Regions from separate parts of the Homo sapiens genome. Here region 1 is linked to region 2. The links are chromatin loops, found by intact Hi-C in ENCODE. Cell type or tissue: heart left ventricle. All regions are shown on one strand.

What was found. Peaks named below come from ENCODE experiments on the same cell type or tissue, not always from the same donor. Only the 100,000 strongest peaks of a DNase experiment are listed, where the experiment ranks them.
Region 1: a loop joins it to region 2, with 6 times the contacts of the local background. A loop is called at or near these places in 18 of 110 quality-filtered maps.

Annotation. Positions count from the first base shown.
Region 1 is chr2:126,632,259-126,640,258 of GRCh38, forward strand. LOC105373602 (a long non-coding RNA gene) reads right to left here and starts at 2,097. Exons shown (of 3, transcript XR_001739693.1): 1 at 2,002-2,097; 2 at 692-805. In heart left ventricle, a CTCF peak has its summit at 2,208; a DNase peak (open chromatin) is centred at 2,199.
Region 2 is chr2:126,774,423-126,782,422 of GRCh38, forward strand. LOC124907882 (a long non-coding RNA gene) reads left to right here and starts at 2,389. Exons shown (of 2, transcript XR_007087224.1): 1 at 2,389-2,485; 2 at 3,002-3,301. In heart left ventricle, a CTCF peak has its summit at 3,145; DNase peaks (open chromatin) are centred at 2,105, 2,459, 2,789 and 3,119; H3K4me3 peaks cover 1,147 bases; H3K27ac peaks cover 677 bases; H3K27me3 peaks cover 1,541 bases.

The DNA of each region.
Region 1 (8,000 bases), 140 kb before region 2:
ACAGCCACATTAGAAAACAGTTTGGCAGTTTCCTACAAAGCTAAACAGTCTTCTCATACAATCTAGCAATTGTACTCAGAGCATTTACCAATTTAATTGGAAGGTTATATCCACAAAAAACCTACACATGAATGTTTATAGCAGCTTTAATCATAATTGCAAAAAATTGAAAACAAATAAAATGTATATCAATAGATGATATTGAATAAACAAACTTAATATATGTCCATACAATGAAATATTATTTAGTAATTTTTAAAAATGAGCTTTTCCTCTAAGCCACAAGAGGACATGAAAGAACCTTAAATGTATATTTCTATGCATAAGAAGCCAATCTGAAAAGACTACATTCTGTATGATTCCAACTGTATGACATTCTAGAAAAAAGCAAAACTATAGAAACAACAAAAAGAGATCTATGGTTTTCAAGGACTCAGGGAAGGAGGAGGATGAATAGGTGAAACATAGGGGATTTTCAGGGCAGTGGGACTATTTTTCGTGACATTGTAATGGCAGGTACATGATATTATGCACTTGTCAAAACCCATAGACTATATAATACAAGGGGTGACCCTTCATATTGCTATGGACTTATAGTTCATAATAATGCATCTATATTGGTTTATCATAACAAATGTATCACATGAATGTTGGTAAGTCAGAGACCTCATCTAAATGCTGAGGCACTTACCAGAGCCCATCCTCTTTGCTGAGTTGTGAACTTCATTTTTCTCCCCAGCCTCAAAAGATTGTCATCATCTCTTCTCAGCTTTCTCAGCCACCATTTGTTTATGAGAAAATGCCTCTGGAGACAAAGTGATACCAAATGTCAGAACTACTTTTCTGTGCTTCTCCTTTCTATAGACTTTTAGCCCTTCAAGTCTTCCTGCCACATTAGTTCTTCTATAACCTCAAACTAATTTTCTTAATATTGTGGTCAAGTGTTTATAAATGTTCTTGGCTGCATGGTTGATGCCCTGTCCAATCCTAAAAATAAATGGAAGTAGTATAAAGAGTGAGATCAGTAGCGAATAGTCAAAAGACCATGACAGGAAGAAAATATTTGCATATGTAACAGTTAAATTGTTATACACAATATACAAATAACTACAGTAAATCAATCAGAATATAGAGAATCAACAAAAAAGAGAAGTGTGCAAAGAACCTAAACAGGTCATTCACAAACAAAGCACAAATAGGCTATATATGAATAGATCTAGTAGGTATGCAGGCTTGCTTTTCACAGGAAGGGGAGCATCACACACCGGGGACTGTTGTGGGGTGGGGGGAGCGGGGAGGGATAGCATTAGGAGATATACCTAATGCTAAATGACGAGTTAATGGGTGCAGCACACCAACAGGGCATATGTATACATATGTAACAAAACCTGCACGTTGTGCACATGTACCCTAAAACTTAAAGTATAATAATAATAAAATAAAATAAAAATAAAAATAAAAAATAAAAAAATAAAATACAAATTAAGCTAGCTATAAGATGCTATTTTTCATACATTGGATTTTTAATATTTTACAGATTAATACAATACTCTATTGACATGCGATGGTGAAATAAGGACTTTCATATTCTATGGAAGTGGGAGTGAAAATTGCCAATTAGCAAATATCTTTCTGTATTTCAAATTTATTACCCTTTCACTCAGCAATTTGATTTTTCAGAATTTGTTATTCAGAAATTTTCATAAAAGTACTCAAAGATACACTAGCTAATAAAAAAAAACTGTTGAGAGCCCACTATTTGTCAGACATTGTTCTTAGTGCTTTACATGAACAAACTCATACAATTCTCACGATGACATAGAGATGATAGATGTATGCCAGTCTGAATGGTAGTTGAGGGAGGAAACTAAGGCTAGAATTGAAATAGACTGAATTGCTATAAACTATAGAAGAGTTTACTGTTGTCTCAAACACTCATTAGTAGAGGTAAAATTAAAAGAACAGGAGAGAGAGAGATTGAGAGAGAATGGCTGAATGTACCAGGCTTGGTTTTGGCGGGTAGAAACAGATCAGAAAGTGTTGCCCAGATGTATCAAGGGGCTGTGACATGGAACCAGGTGGAGACGGCCACAGGGCTGAGCTGGTCGTGTCCCTAAAATGAAATAACCATGGGAGAAGATTTAATTGCTTCCATACCAAGTATTTTTAATCACCTGCCACTTCCCTGTGCTCCACAGCGCCGACTGCTGTGGGGTCTGAAGAAAAAGTACAAAACGGAGTCTCTTTACCTAAGATCTAGACATCTTTATAGGAACACCGTGGACTCCGTTCCAGTCTCCCAATGGAGCCCTGCCGAGGCATCCAGGAAACATCTATAGCACTGTGTGGGATTTACTGTAAAGTTATTATCTCCACTGCTTGACGCTATTCTTCCTGAAGGCAATTCTGCATCTGATTGACCTCTGTGTCCTCCACACTTAGCACAGTGTCGGGCACACGTGGACTGTAGGTGAATGGCTGTTGAATACATAAATGATTGGAACCACAGATGGATGAATAGATGAGTGGGTAGGTGTATAGGGAGATAAACAATAGTTCATATTTAGTATTAACCCTTTTCTTATTATATGTAGATGAGAGGGTTGCACTCAATGATGTCTAAATATCTACTATTCTGCAAATATTTCTATATTCTGATCTAGCTTATTACCATCCTTCAAGATTCCAGTTTGCGAAATTTATTTTCACCCTTCAAGCTGCATCAATATAGAGAGAACTATGATTTAAAATGGTACTGTTTTTCTTTAACTGCATTTTCTCCTTTCCAAGCAGAAAAGCCTTTCATACCTATTGTTTCATGTTTCTGAGAAAACAAACACTAACAGCTTCAGGACTGAATATCAAAATATCTGTCCACTGTCATATTTATTCTTATACCAAAAGAAAATCTATTTCATGTTTTTTTTTATTGTTGCCATGCACAATAAAATTCTGATGTTTCAGATGGTCATCATTTCCAACAATTCTTGACAAAGTCAGACACAGCTGAGTCAAGGCATCAAGCTGGCATAGTAAGAGCCATCCAAGCTTCCAGGAGCATGGCCCAAGCTGGAGAAACAGTGGCTTCCTGCACATGCTCTTCCTATGAGGGAGAGCTGGAGGGCAAGAGGCTGAACCTAGCCATCTAGCACATTCCAAACTGTGCTGGGATACACTCAGGTCATGTTCACTCACATTCCCCCAGCCAAAGCAAATCCCAGAGGACTAGGGTAAGGCAGTGCACTGGGCTCATGCTGGGGAAGGGAAGAGTAAATATTTGTTGCACAACAGTACAAGCTATCCCAGGGGACCATTCAGCAGTGAACCCTCAAGACTCCTGCTGCTTCCTCACAGTCTGCTGGAACTCTGCCTGCTTTGTTTCCATTGGTGACTTTACCACTAATAAGTGAAGATACGAGGTAAAAACAGTCACCACTTATTGGGCACCTACTATTCCCCAGTCAATATATATATATATATATATATGGGGATTTACAGGGGTGAGGCACAGTGTCTAGCTTTATTATTTTTAATCCTCTCCATAAATCTGCAAGGTGAAAGTGATGCATGCATTACATAAAAGAAAGCTACAGATCAAGGAGAGAAACTAAGTAGTCCAGTGTCAGTAAGTGAGTCAATGCCTAAGACAGATGTCAAGTCTAGTTCTACCGGCCCATGTAATCAACCATGAGCTCCTTCCTGTTTCTTTTGATACTCAGCCTCATAGGTCATCCTATCTGATTTCTTTATCTATGCCAATAGAGACCACAATGAAATACTCCTATATACCAGACAGAATAACTTAATTTATAACACTCAAAATACCAAGTGTTTGGAAGAAGTAGAATATTGAGAAATTTATATACTGCTGGTGCCCATGGAAATTGGCACTTTGGGAAAAAGTTTACATTATCTAACAAAGTCGAATGCATACTCTATGAAGCAGCAAGTCCACTTTTTTGTGCATAGTGTGAAGTGTGTGTGTGTGTGTGTGTACATAATGTATAAGTGTCTGTGTATATTATGTACATTGTGTATGTGTCTATACATAGAGTATGTGTAGTATCTGTATATATTATGTATATAATGTGTATACATAATATGTATAGTATGCACATATATTATATATAGTATGTATATATAATGTATAGTGTGTGCATGTGTGTATATATCTGTGTAAATACATATCCAACAGAAATGTGTGTACCTGAACACCAGGGTACATGTACATGCACAAGAATTTTCATAGCAACATTACTTATAATTGCCCCAAACTGGATATAATCCAATGTCCATTGGTGGCAGAATAGATCAAATTAATTCTAATATATTTGTATATTAGGATACAATGAAAATGAATGAACTACAGCTACGGATAACAACAAAGTGAATTAATTTTATGGACATAAGTTGAGTGAGAAAAGCCAGACTCCAATAAGTAGACACTATATGATTCCACTTATGTAATGTTCAAAAAGCAAAGAAAACCATATTCTTCCTTAGGCGAAACTTGAAAAAGAAAAACGAAGGCCAGGCAAGGTGGCTCACGCCTGTAATCTCAGCAATTTGGGATGCCGAGGCGGGCGGATCACGAGGTCAGGAAATTGAGACTATCCTGGCCAACATGGTGAAACCCTGTCTATACTAAAAATACAAAAATTAGCTGGGTGTGGTGGCATGAGCCTGTAGTCTCAGCTACTCGGGAGGCTGAGGCAGAAGAATCACTTGAACCCTAGAGGTTGCAGTGAGCCAAGATCACGCCACTGCACTCCAGCCTGGCAACAGAGCGAGACTCTGTCAAATAAAAAAAAAAAAAGAAAAGGAAAGGAAACCAAATACAATAAAGTTAGCATAGCTGTTACCATTGTGTGGGGAAAAGGAAGGTAAGATTTGGAGATGGCATGAGAGGCTTCTGGGAGGCTGGACATGTCCTGTGTCCTGACTTGGACGGTGCTTCCATGGGGGCTGATGTTGTGATAATTCATTGAGCTGTATGTACACTATTGTTTTCTGCATGTTTTGTATGTATGTAAAGCTTCACAATTTTAAAAATATAGTCAAAGGAGAAAGAAAGAATGGGAGACGAATTGGAGGCAGTAACTTTAGGTGACTTTTTAAAGAAGTTTTGCTGCAATAGAGAACAAAAGAATTGGTAGTTGGGGAGGAAAATGGAAGGGGTTAAAGTGCAAGATGTGCACTGATGCAAGTGATCCAGGAGGCAGAGGAGTGAGACCCTTAAGAAAGAAGAGATGACATTGAATGCCCCTGCGGAAAGGTGGCCAGAGACGGAAGCAGGACTGTGCTTCTAGGCCTGTGGAATCATAGATTCTGTGGTGGAAGGAGGAAGTGGCCATATCTCAGTGGATTCTATTTTGAAAGTAATAAGATGAGAGAAGAGCTTCAGGGGTCTGGAGAAAAAAGAGAAGAGATGTGCAACAGCATTCCCAGAGAGAGGATCCAAGTGACCAGAAAATGTAACAGGCCACTGGGCAGAGTTTATATAAGTCCAGTGCTTATAAATTTAACACAACGTTGGCAGCACACACTGAGCTGCGAGGGTGAAAGTGCAGGGTAGGAGGTGAATGGTGTTCCATCGGGGCTGGGCTTTCTTCAGACAGCGAGTCACAAGGAGAGAAGGGCAAGGTCGCTAACGGGCAAGGAGGAGCGGAGGTTGAGGTTGCAGGGTGGGTCCCATGTGGACTTCAGAGTCTAACCGGGGTGAGGAAAGAACTGTGGACATGAGAGACAGGATAGGGTCAAAGTATCGAGGATTCCAACAAGCCTAGAGAAGTGTCAGAATCAGCTCCAGAGAGAGTGTTGAGAATGTGGGGGTGCAAATGGTCAGGGAGCTGGATGGTGCTACACTGGAGGCAGTGCAGCAGTAAGGTCGGCCTGCTGCCACCGCAGGGGGCCTATGAGACGGAGGAAATGGTCGGTGCTGGCGAACATGCCAAGGAACTGTGAAATCAGACTAAGGTTTATGTGGATCCTGAAAGGCAAACGTTGTGCTGGAGAGAAAAGCACGAAGCTGCAAGGTATCCCCAGGAAACAAGGGAGAATGACTGGGGGGCGGGAAGCAGGAATGGAATCTGATAAAGGGCATTTCAAACAACTGGGTGTTTGCAAGAAGAGGAAACGGAGACAGAACAGCCCTCCTCACCCAGGCATATTGCCCCTTGGTAGATCCCAGTGGTACTTAGGATGAGAAAAAACAACAAACAACAACAAACAGTCCCCACTTGAGTGGACTGAAGAGAGAGCAATGTCCTCAGGGAAAGCAGGGCTCCTGAAAGAGCATGAACATTAGGTCACATTTAATGAGAAGTCAGAGAACACAGAGAAAGTTTTTGACAAGACTGTGAATTCCAGGGCACCTGGTGGAAGGGTTTGGAGGAGTAGGAGTAATGGGAGATGGATTTCCATGAAGGGCCTTAAGAAGAGACTGGGAAACTTGGAACTTTGGGTGGTGACTCCAGTAAGCAGGGATATTGACAATGGTATTGGCTTGATGGTGTACTGGGAGAAGGTAGGTTATCATTTCTACTTATAGCCTCTGGAATTGCTTTTCACGTGCAATGGGGAAGCAGGGTCGGTTCTTTAAGGAGATCACAAAGCTGTGGGCATCCCCAATGCATCACTTAACCATGCCGTAGGCAGAGTTGAAGCTGGGAGGCCTATCTGAGTCATTTCTTTGTACTGTCCACGTGCCTTTTTTTGGAAAAAAGGTCATTCATTTAAATGAATTGCTGCTAAATTTCGTCTTACTAAATCAAGTCCATTTTCTCAGCCAGTTGAGATGTTTTTGATATCGTATGCTTTCCCTGTGGTTTACAAGTTTTCTTCAAGAATTAAAAAAATAATTCAAATAGTACAGAGAGCTTTTGTTTGAAAAGCAATCCTCTCCCACATACACCCTACCCACAGCCCTGCTCTCCAAAAGCCCTTTCACCATCTTTGATTATAGGTTTCCAACGGGTTACTTCATTTTTCTAGATAATATGCTTATTATCCTAGTTTTGGACTCACCAGCTTCAAACAATGTCTATTGGCTTTCATGCAGGTAATTCTTCATTTACCCAACCTAGATTCATTCTCCCCTACTCTGTGCCCAGGAGATGGGGGCAGACTGCAAGGGCTTCATCAGCAGAACATGCAGGTAGGTTAGGCCAGAGTGGGCCCCACCTGCCCCAACCTCCCTCTGTGCTTCTGCAGTGCTATGCTCCGATAAAGCAACAGGGGAGGGGAGGCCCCTCACCCAAGGCCCCCACCTGGCCCAGCTCCAGTAACAACATTCGTCTCCTGTCCCTTAAGACCTAAGGGTGGTGCTTGTGCTGGGATGAGAGGCCCTTAACCCAGCCCACAGCTCTGAAATGAGTTCCCCTCAAAATACTCTGTGCCTCGTTAACCTCTTTGAGTGTGCCCATCATCTTTGTCACTTCAGGATGCTGCTGACTCACCTCGCATACGAAGGATGGCAGTTCAACACTTTGACATCACTCTCCACATCATTTTTCATTGCTTTCTCCAAATACTGGACACTTTTATAATTACATTTGGTTCTCCCCTGAGTTGATTTTCTCTGCAACTTTAAACAATATGGTAAAGCACGTGTTCCTCTGTGATCCAATGTCATCTGCCTCTCAACCTCCCTGTGCAAAGTAGACCGTCAGCATCCTCTCCCTTCCCTCCACTTCTCACCTCCTCCTCCTACTTGCCACTGATAGGCCTGGACTTGCACAATTTCAATCTCACCAAAAATCACATTCAATTCAGTGACCCTGATTATCTTCAGTGTGTGTGTGTGTTTTTCTATAGGCTCATTCTAAACCGGAATACCAACGAAGTGACAACAAGTAATCGTATCCGATTTTGCCACTGCAGAGCCAAGTGGGGTGAGAGGCTTGTCTCCTGTTTTTGGGGTTCCACTTCTTGGCCCCTGTACTTCCCCAGGGAAAGTGCCCCCAGCCTGGGGCTGCAATGGATTAACGTTCCTCACACTC
Region 2 (8,000 bases):
ATTGACCCACTACACACAACATCACTGCTCCCAGCAAACACACATACTTACTCGCACATGCACATATGCACACAAACACACATATGCACACAGTGCACCTGCATCCACACACTAACACACGGTCACTCATACACGCACACACACACCTGCACATATGCACACACACCCTAGAAGAATCAGTCTGTCTTAGATCCCAAGATCTCTTCTGACTTTATAATTCTTGGTATTCCTGTTGGCCATGGTAGGTGGCTTAGTGTGGTGGGAGGGGGCAAACAGAAAACAGGAGTGCTATGGGAGGCTGGCTTATATAGTTTTGAGGTCTTCTCAAAGCCCCTTTCTCCGGGCTCCCTGGTGACACATGGACAGTGGTTGTCATTAGTACCACTGGCCGTTTTTCCAGGTTGCCACGTTTCCGAGCCCAAGGCAGATGGCACTTCCAAGCCCCTTGTGGTTGGGGCAGGTGGGGCTATGTTACTAGCTCTGTCCAGTGAGCTGTGAGCAGAAGGGATATGCCAAGTTTCTCTCCAGAACCCTGCTCTGTTGTGACACAGGCAGGCTGCATTGGACTTGGTCTGCTTTGTCAGCTGCACACAAGTGACGGTAATGAGCAGAGCTCCTGCTGACCACAATGCCCTGAAGTGCAAATGAGAAATAAACTGTCCAAGTTTTGAGCCACTGGTCTGTGGGTCGCCGTGACACCACCTGAGCTAGCTTGTCCTCACTGAAGAAGATTTGTCTGTCCTGCTGTAGGCACTGTGAGCTTCCAGCACATTCTGGAGCCAGCCTTGTTCTGGGTATCCATCCAACCATCTCACATTTCTTCAGTTTTCCATTTGATGGATACTCTGGTTTTCCTCATTCATTCATTTTAACAAACCCTCCAGAAGGCTGTCTCTGTGTCAGGCCTCCTGCAGGGCAACAAAGGAGAAATATGTCTTGCCCTGCCTTCAGGACATGCCCTGTCTTCTGTGGGGGACCAGAAACAGGTCAGTGCTGCACCAGAGGGACGAGGGGAGCCCAGGGGAGAGCACCTAACACACTAGCTGTCTAGGCAGCTTCCTGGAAAAAGTGATGACTTAGTTGATTCCTGAAACCTGAGAAAGTATTGGACAGAAAAAGAGGAACGGTATGTTCAAGGCAAGTGCAAAGGTAGGGGAGAGAACATGGCAAATTATAGGAGTACCTGTGTGTCCGTCTATTGTGTGTGCAGGCGCTGCTCATGTGCACATGTGTGGGTGTGGACACAAGTGTGTGCCTGTGTGAGTGCTTTGCAGATGTAGCACAGGCGGTAGAGGGAGGCAGCTGTGTGACCAGAGTTGAGACTAAAGACTTGATCAGGAGCAGCCAGGGACGGTGGCTCAGGCCTATAATCCCAGCACTTTGGGAGGCCAAGGCAGGTGGATCACTTGAGACCAGGAGTTTGAGACCACCGTGGCCAGCTACTCAGGGAGGCTGAGGCACAAGAATCCTTTAAACCCGGGAGGAGGTTGCAGCGAGCCGAGATTGCCTCACTGCACTCCAGCCTAGGTGAAGAGGAAGACCCTGTCTCAAAAAAAAAAAAGAAAGAAAAGAAAAAAGAAAGAACGGAAGAAAGAAATGAAAAGAAGGAAAGAAGAAGGAAAGAAAGAAGAAAAGACAAAACAAGACTTCAAGACGTCATAGCCTTGATCACTTGATCAGGGGCAATTCATGCTAAGGGGTTTAATTGATCCCAGAAGGCACTGGGGAGCCATAGAAGGTTTAGGCAGGATGAGTGGCCAAGATCGGTTTCTGCTTTGCTCTCTGGCTGCAGGCACAGAGGCAAGTCCTGAGGCTGTTGTAACAACACTGAATGAAGGTGCCCCACCTAGCCAGTGCAGAGCTGGGAAGAGGGAGGGATGGAGTCCCCAAGAGTCCTGCAGGAGCAGAGAAGGATGCAGGAGGAGGCGTCTCTATGGGGCAGGTGGGTGTCTTGGGGATGGGGCACGTGGCCTCAGTAAGAACATGAAGCCAGGAGAAGGGCAGGACTGGGGACCACCATAAGCCAGGCACGGCTCCCCCCTGGGTTCAGTCAGCCTGAGAGGCACACTGAGGACCTCACTTCAGGGCCACACAGCCCAGTTTCATCCCAGGCGCCTGCGAGTTTCCCGGAGACAACCACAGGGAGTGTGCCGCGATTAATTCCCGAGTGTGGTCACTCTGGACAAAGCCATTGGGAGTAGAAAGGGCAGCACACCTATACCCATTGTACAGCGGGGAAAGCGGGCAAGGGGTCGCTCACAGACCCCTTCGTGCCCCGGCCCCGCCCTGGCCCCGCCCCAGCCCCGCCCAGGCCCCGCCCCAGCCCCGCCCAGGCGCTTGGCCAGCTCTCCCCGCCCCCGCCTCACCCCAGCGGTCTGTCCCAGTGCCAGTACACTTTCTGCTCTCCCAGCCGGGCACCTTCGGGCTTAGGGATCCCTTGGAGGGAAGCCCGCCGGGAAGCTGAAGACAGTGGTCACCGCCCTCGGTCATTACTTCCCGGGACCCGGACCCTAACCCTGCGCCACATCTCCACCCGCCCCCAGCCGTGTCCTGGCTGCGCAGCTGGAAAGGTTGAGCAGCTCACTGCTGTCCCTCTGTTCGGCCTTGGACACATCGCCTGAACTCCTGGGCGCCTCTGCTGTTAAGTGGGGGACAGCACTATTTACTGGGGAGGAAAACTCCAGGAATGTGGACCCTGGGGCCACGCAGGGGTTGGGAAGTGAAGGGCAGGGAACGCGGGCGGCGCCCGGGGTCTGCGGGTAGGCAGGCGGCCTGGCCGCGGAGGCTTCCCCGAGTCCTGCGCCTTCCTAGAGAGGGAGGGGCTCATATCGGCTGGCACAGCCACCACGGGTACCGAAACTTGGGGACGTGCCCGACCATGCCTCCTCCGGTGGCCCGGGGGCCACCCCGCATTGCTTAGAAGTCTCGCTTCCCGTTCCTCCTCTCTGGTTCAGCTCATTACTCTTCCGGTGACCCTGGGTATGCCACGCTTATTCTCCAGGCCTCAGTTTCCCCATCTGTGCTGTGAGGAGTGGAAGGAACGGGATGACTAGGAGCCTTTTAAGACCGAGTATTCGAGGTTCTTTCCGGCCCCGCGGAGCCAGGAGGTGCCAGCCGAGATGCGCGTGCCGCGCGCGCCCTCCAGTGCCCGGTTCCCGCTTCTGCACGGTCCTCGCTGGGCAAGGGCGTCCCAAGAAAGGAGGAAAGGAAGAACTCCATACATTGTCATTATTGTGAACTGATGAACAAAAGAGTCAATAGGGAAGGGAATGGGTAAATAAACCTCAGAATGAAGAAATAATAGGAGAGTGGTCATGAGTGCGCCAGCGCATGAATGAATGGACTCAAAATGAATGCACGCACAGAGTAAATGAGCCTTGCCTGTGACCATTTTCAAACATGTCATTTCTAACAAAAGTCACACAGCAGATAAGACTGTGTCTATGGATGACATGAAACCTGCCCACCCTCTCTTAACTGCCCATCCCCTGGTGTGAAGCTTCTCTGTGTGGTCAACCACCCCAAGTCCTCCTTTTTTTTTTTTTTTTTTTTTTCTCTCGCTCTGTCGCCCAGGCTGGAGTGCAGTGGCGCGATCTCGCCTCACTGCAAGCTCCGCCTCCCGGGTTCACGCGATTCTCCTGCCTCAGCCTCCCGAGTAGCTGGGACTACAGGCGCCCACCACCACGCCCGGCTAATTTTTTGTATTTTTAGTGGAGACAGGGTTTCACCATGTTAGCCAGGATGATCTCGATCTCTTGACCTCGTGATCCGCCCGCCTCGGCCTCCCAAAGTGCTGGGATTACAGGCGTGAGCCACGGCGCCCAGCCCCAAGTCCTCCCTTTATTTCGTACCTCTGCATCAACTTTTCCTCTACTGGAAAGCCCCCTCCCAACTCATGTGGCTGCCCTTCCTTATCCTTGAATTGGTGCATGACCAGCCCTGTGGGTTCAGCCACTTCATCCCTTCCTGGGGATCCCTGCTGAGGAACTTCCGTATCATCAGGGTCACACCCTCTATGCATCTCTCCCTCCAAGCCTTATTCCCCACCACCACCAGGACATCTAATCGGCACATCCCCAGCGTCTTAGGTGTTTGGCACATAAGAGGTGCTCAGGACGTAGCTGAGGAACAAAGGTAGTAAAGAGGGCAGTTTGCCAGTGACCCGCCCACATAGAAGCTGCTGCTCCCTGGAGTGAGCTCCCACTCTCGGCCCCATCCACCTGCCCTAAAGCTGATAGCTAGAATCCCTGGTCCCAGGACAGGACAGGAGAGCAAGGCGTGGGGAGAGCCAGAGGCACAGGATCCCAGCCAGGAGAGTCCAGCTGGGGCCATTGGGACTGGCAGCTTTGCCCACCCTCATACTGACAGTGTTAGGGGTGGTGCTGGGGGAGATGCCAGTTAGTAAACAGGAGCCCATTCCTCCCCAACTGGCCTCACCATGATTCCCCCAGGCTGGGCCTCACCTGGGACAGCTGGTTCAAGGAGCTGTGTTAATTAGCTTTGATGGTAATCACAGAGCAGCAGCACAGGGTGGTGCTTTCAGCCTCCAGTGATAACAGCATGACCTCCCTCCTCCCCAGGTCCTGGCAATCTACTTCCCCACTCCCTTTGTTCAGGGAGCCTGCGGATTTCAATACAGCACAATTAAAGGGGCTAAAAATAGTGTCTGATTCCAGAAGGGCTTCTTCGCTGTGACCCGACAATGTCTCTGCTGATCAAAGCAGGGGCAAGGAGGCCCTGATAGCTCATTTTCTCCTCCTTATCTGTGTAGTCAGATCTGTTTCATCTCTGCTGTCCGGCAGGCACCATCGGTCGCCTCAATTTTCTGGTTATTGCCCTTTCTGAATGTGCACACAGGAGGGGAAGACATGCCAAATCACCGGGCTTCATTTAACCAATCATCGCGGTGCCTTGGGTGGCGACAGCCCCTCGGGCAGGCCTCAGGAGCAGCTCTTGGGTGAAGCAGACAGGCTAGCTGGGAGGCTGGAGACCTGGTCTCCTCACTGGACCAGGCACTCATTGTGTGGCCTCACCAATCCCAGGGAGGCCCTGAGAGTTGCTTCTCACCAGCAGGATGGGGAACCAGAGTGCAGACTTGGAGGGCCATGCAGTGGCTGTGCAGTAGCTGGGGAGAGCAGGGAGCCAGTGGCATTGTTTCTACAAACCTGTAGGCTGCTCCTCCACTCAGCCCCTCGTGGTGTACTCCATGTGTCCCAAGCCCAAAAACCCATGTCCTGAGACAGTAAACTTCTCCTCTTTTTTAAGGATGAAATATCTGCAGCTGGATGGGGACTGGAACCAGGGCCACCTGGCCCCAGAGCCCAGATTTTCCAGTATGTAAATGTCTATTTCCTCCTGCAACCATACAGCCTCCAATAGTCTCCCTAAAATGCCAGCGGGTCTCTCTTTGAATTCCTCCAGGGATGTATGGTATTAATGGTATACCATATAATGGAAGGAGGGCAGCTCCTTCCATTAATGGTTCAATGGATAAGACTCCTTCTTAGCAAATGGTTCTTTATGTGGAGCTGAGAACTGTCTGCTTGTAATGTCAACTGAGAGCGCCCATTTCACCCTCAAGACCACGTGGTGAGTCTACTCCTGTCACTCACGGTGACCCTGTAAGTAGTAGATAGCCACTGCCTGTCTCCCCTCCCCTGCACCCCTCCAAGTTCAGCACCCCAGGTCCCTTCGTGGGCCCCCAGTGTTAATGTCTCACCCCTCTCAGCACCTACTTTGTCCCACAAGAATTGATTTCTCTTTTCAAGCAGGGAGTCAGGATGGCTGGACTCCCAGTGAGAAAGCCATCTCCTCTGTAGTGAATGCTGCAAAATCCTTGGTCATTTTCTGTCCCAGCTCTCATGTCCCAGTGACACACACTGTTCCCAACATCAAGCTAGGGAAGGGATAATCCTTCTCCAGCACCTTCCTTCTTCCAAAGCCCCGCCTCCAGTTTCCACCTGCCTTTGGCCACTCTCCCGTGCCTCCCTACAGTTGCTTTCAATGCTGTGTGCAGAGTCACCTGTGGCAGCGTGTGTAACAGGAGCTACTCAACCCTTGCCAATAGGAGGGCCTGCACCTGCCTTCAGTCATCAGTTTTCTTCTCCTAACCCAGCCTTCAGTCTGAGCACCCCAATTGATCATCACACATGTTACATCATCTCTCCAGGTAACTGGTTCCAGGAATAATGACAGGTGAAGTGCCCCATTTCCTCCACCACCACTACTACCACCCATGTCTAAAATAAGAACCAAGCCTTTTCTCTCTCATCGTTTTAAAATGTAATTGACAGAAATTCCACAGTAGCACCTACACCAGCCAAAAGTGTCTCAACACGGGAGACACCAAGCGGTCTCACCCTATAAAAACCTGTTCCCTCACCCACCCCCAACCTGAACAGGAGCCTTGGAATGCTGGTTCCCCGTCCAACGCCACTGTCCAGCACTACATGGCAGCCAAGACTCTCCCAGCCCCAACCTGTGAGCCCCAACCACCTCCTCCAGCAGTGGCCCCACAGTGAGTGAAGGTCCTGAGGTCCCACCCCAGCCTCTGGAAAGCCAGAGCCCACAACAGCTGCAGTCCTGCTCAGACCTCCTGGTTCACCAGGCAGATGCATCATTAGAACCTTCTGGGGCCTAGAAGTGCAGGGGTAGGGGCAGGGTGCTTCTCCTTTTTGGGCCAACAAAACTCACTTCTTACTCTGGCAGATACTGAGATGCATTACCCAGACCCCCTTCAAGAAAGGACTCACTGCTCAGCAGCACAAGGAGTGTGTTCCCTGGCACTCAGATGCTAACTCCTTCAGGCGCTTCAGTTTTCAAAGCAGTCATATTTCTCTGGGTCATCCATGGCCAATAACTGAATATGCCAGGGGCTTGAGGGCCTGGCCATGTCCCCAGCACAGACCTGGATCAGGCAGGAGCCAGGACAGGCAGGAGCCGGGACAGGCAGGACCCGGGACAGGCAGGACCCGGGAAAGGCAGGACCCGGGACAGGCAGGACCTGGGACAGGCAGCCATTGCTCTGGAACCCTCCCAGTGTGGATAGAGACTCGTCAGGCCTCACTGGTCTGGGGGCCCCTTGCCTGGTCCTGCTTCACTCTTTTCCTTCCAGTGGTGCTACTCCCTAGTCAATCTTTTTTCTTTTTTCTTTTTTCTTTTTTGAGACGGAGTTTCGCTCTTGCTGCCCAGGCTGGAGGCTGGAGTGCAATGACGCGATCTCAGCTCACTGCAACCTCCGCCTCCCAGGTTCAAGGGATTCTCCTGCCTCAGCCTCCTGAGTAGCTGGGATTACAGGTGCCCACCACCATGCTCAGGTAATTTTTTTGTATTTTTAGTAGACACAGAGTTTCACCATGTTGGTCAGGCTGGTCTTGAATTCCTGAGCTCAGGTGATCTGCCCACCTCAGCCTCTCAAAGTGCTGGGATTACAGGTGTGAGCCACTGCACCTGGCCCGCTGGTCAATCTTTTATTCCCCTTGCTCTATCCATCCAACACATTGCCCTGGGAACACTCTTCCTGGCCGTCCCTTCTTGCCTCACCATCCCACATCCCACAGTTCACCACCTCCAGCCTTGCACCTGTCACCCTCCCTCCTTCTGCACCTGGGTCTCCACAGACATGGCACGGCCCCTCCCTGCTCTCTGAAATGACCTAATCCTCATCACTACCAGTCAAGCTAATTCTCGCCTTTGGGTGGCTCTATCTCCAGGCCCTGGAGCACTGCCAGGCACGTCCTTACCCTCTCCATAAATACTGTTGAACGAATGAACAAATGGATGAATGACCGAATGAGCAAGTGCGGCAAGGAGTCCTGCCGAGGAAGGGGAGCACTCTTCCACAGCGATGCCCAAGGGGACGGGAGCGCAAGGCAGGCACCCGACTCCCGCACAGAGGCCTCTCAAAGGGAGCTGACTTTAATCGCCATGAGAGGGGGCAGGGACTCTTCACCAGTGACAGGTTTTAATTTGTAATTGTTTCCATCCACTGACAGGCTGCC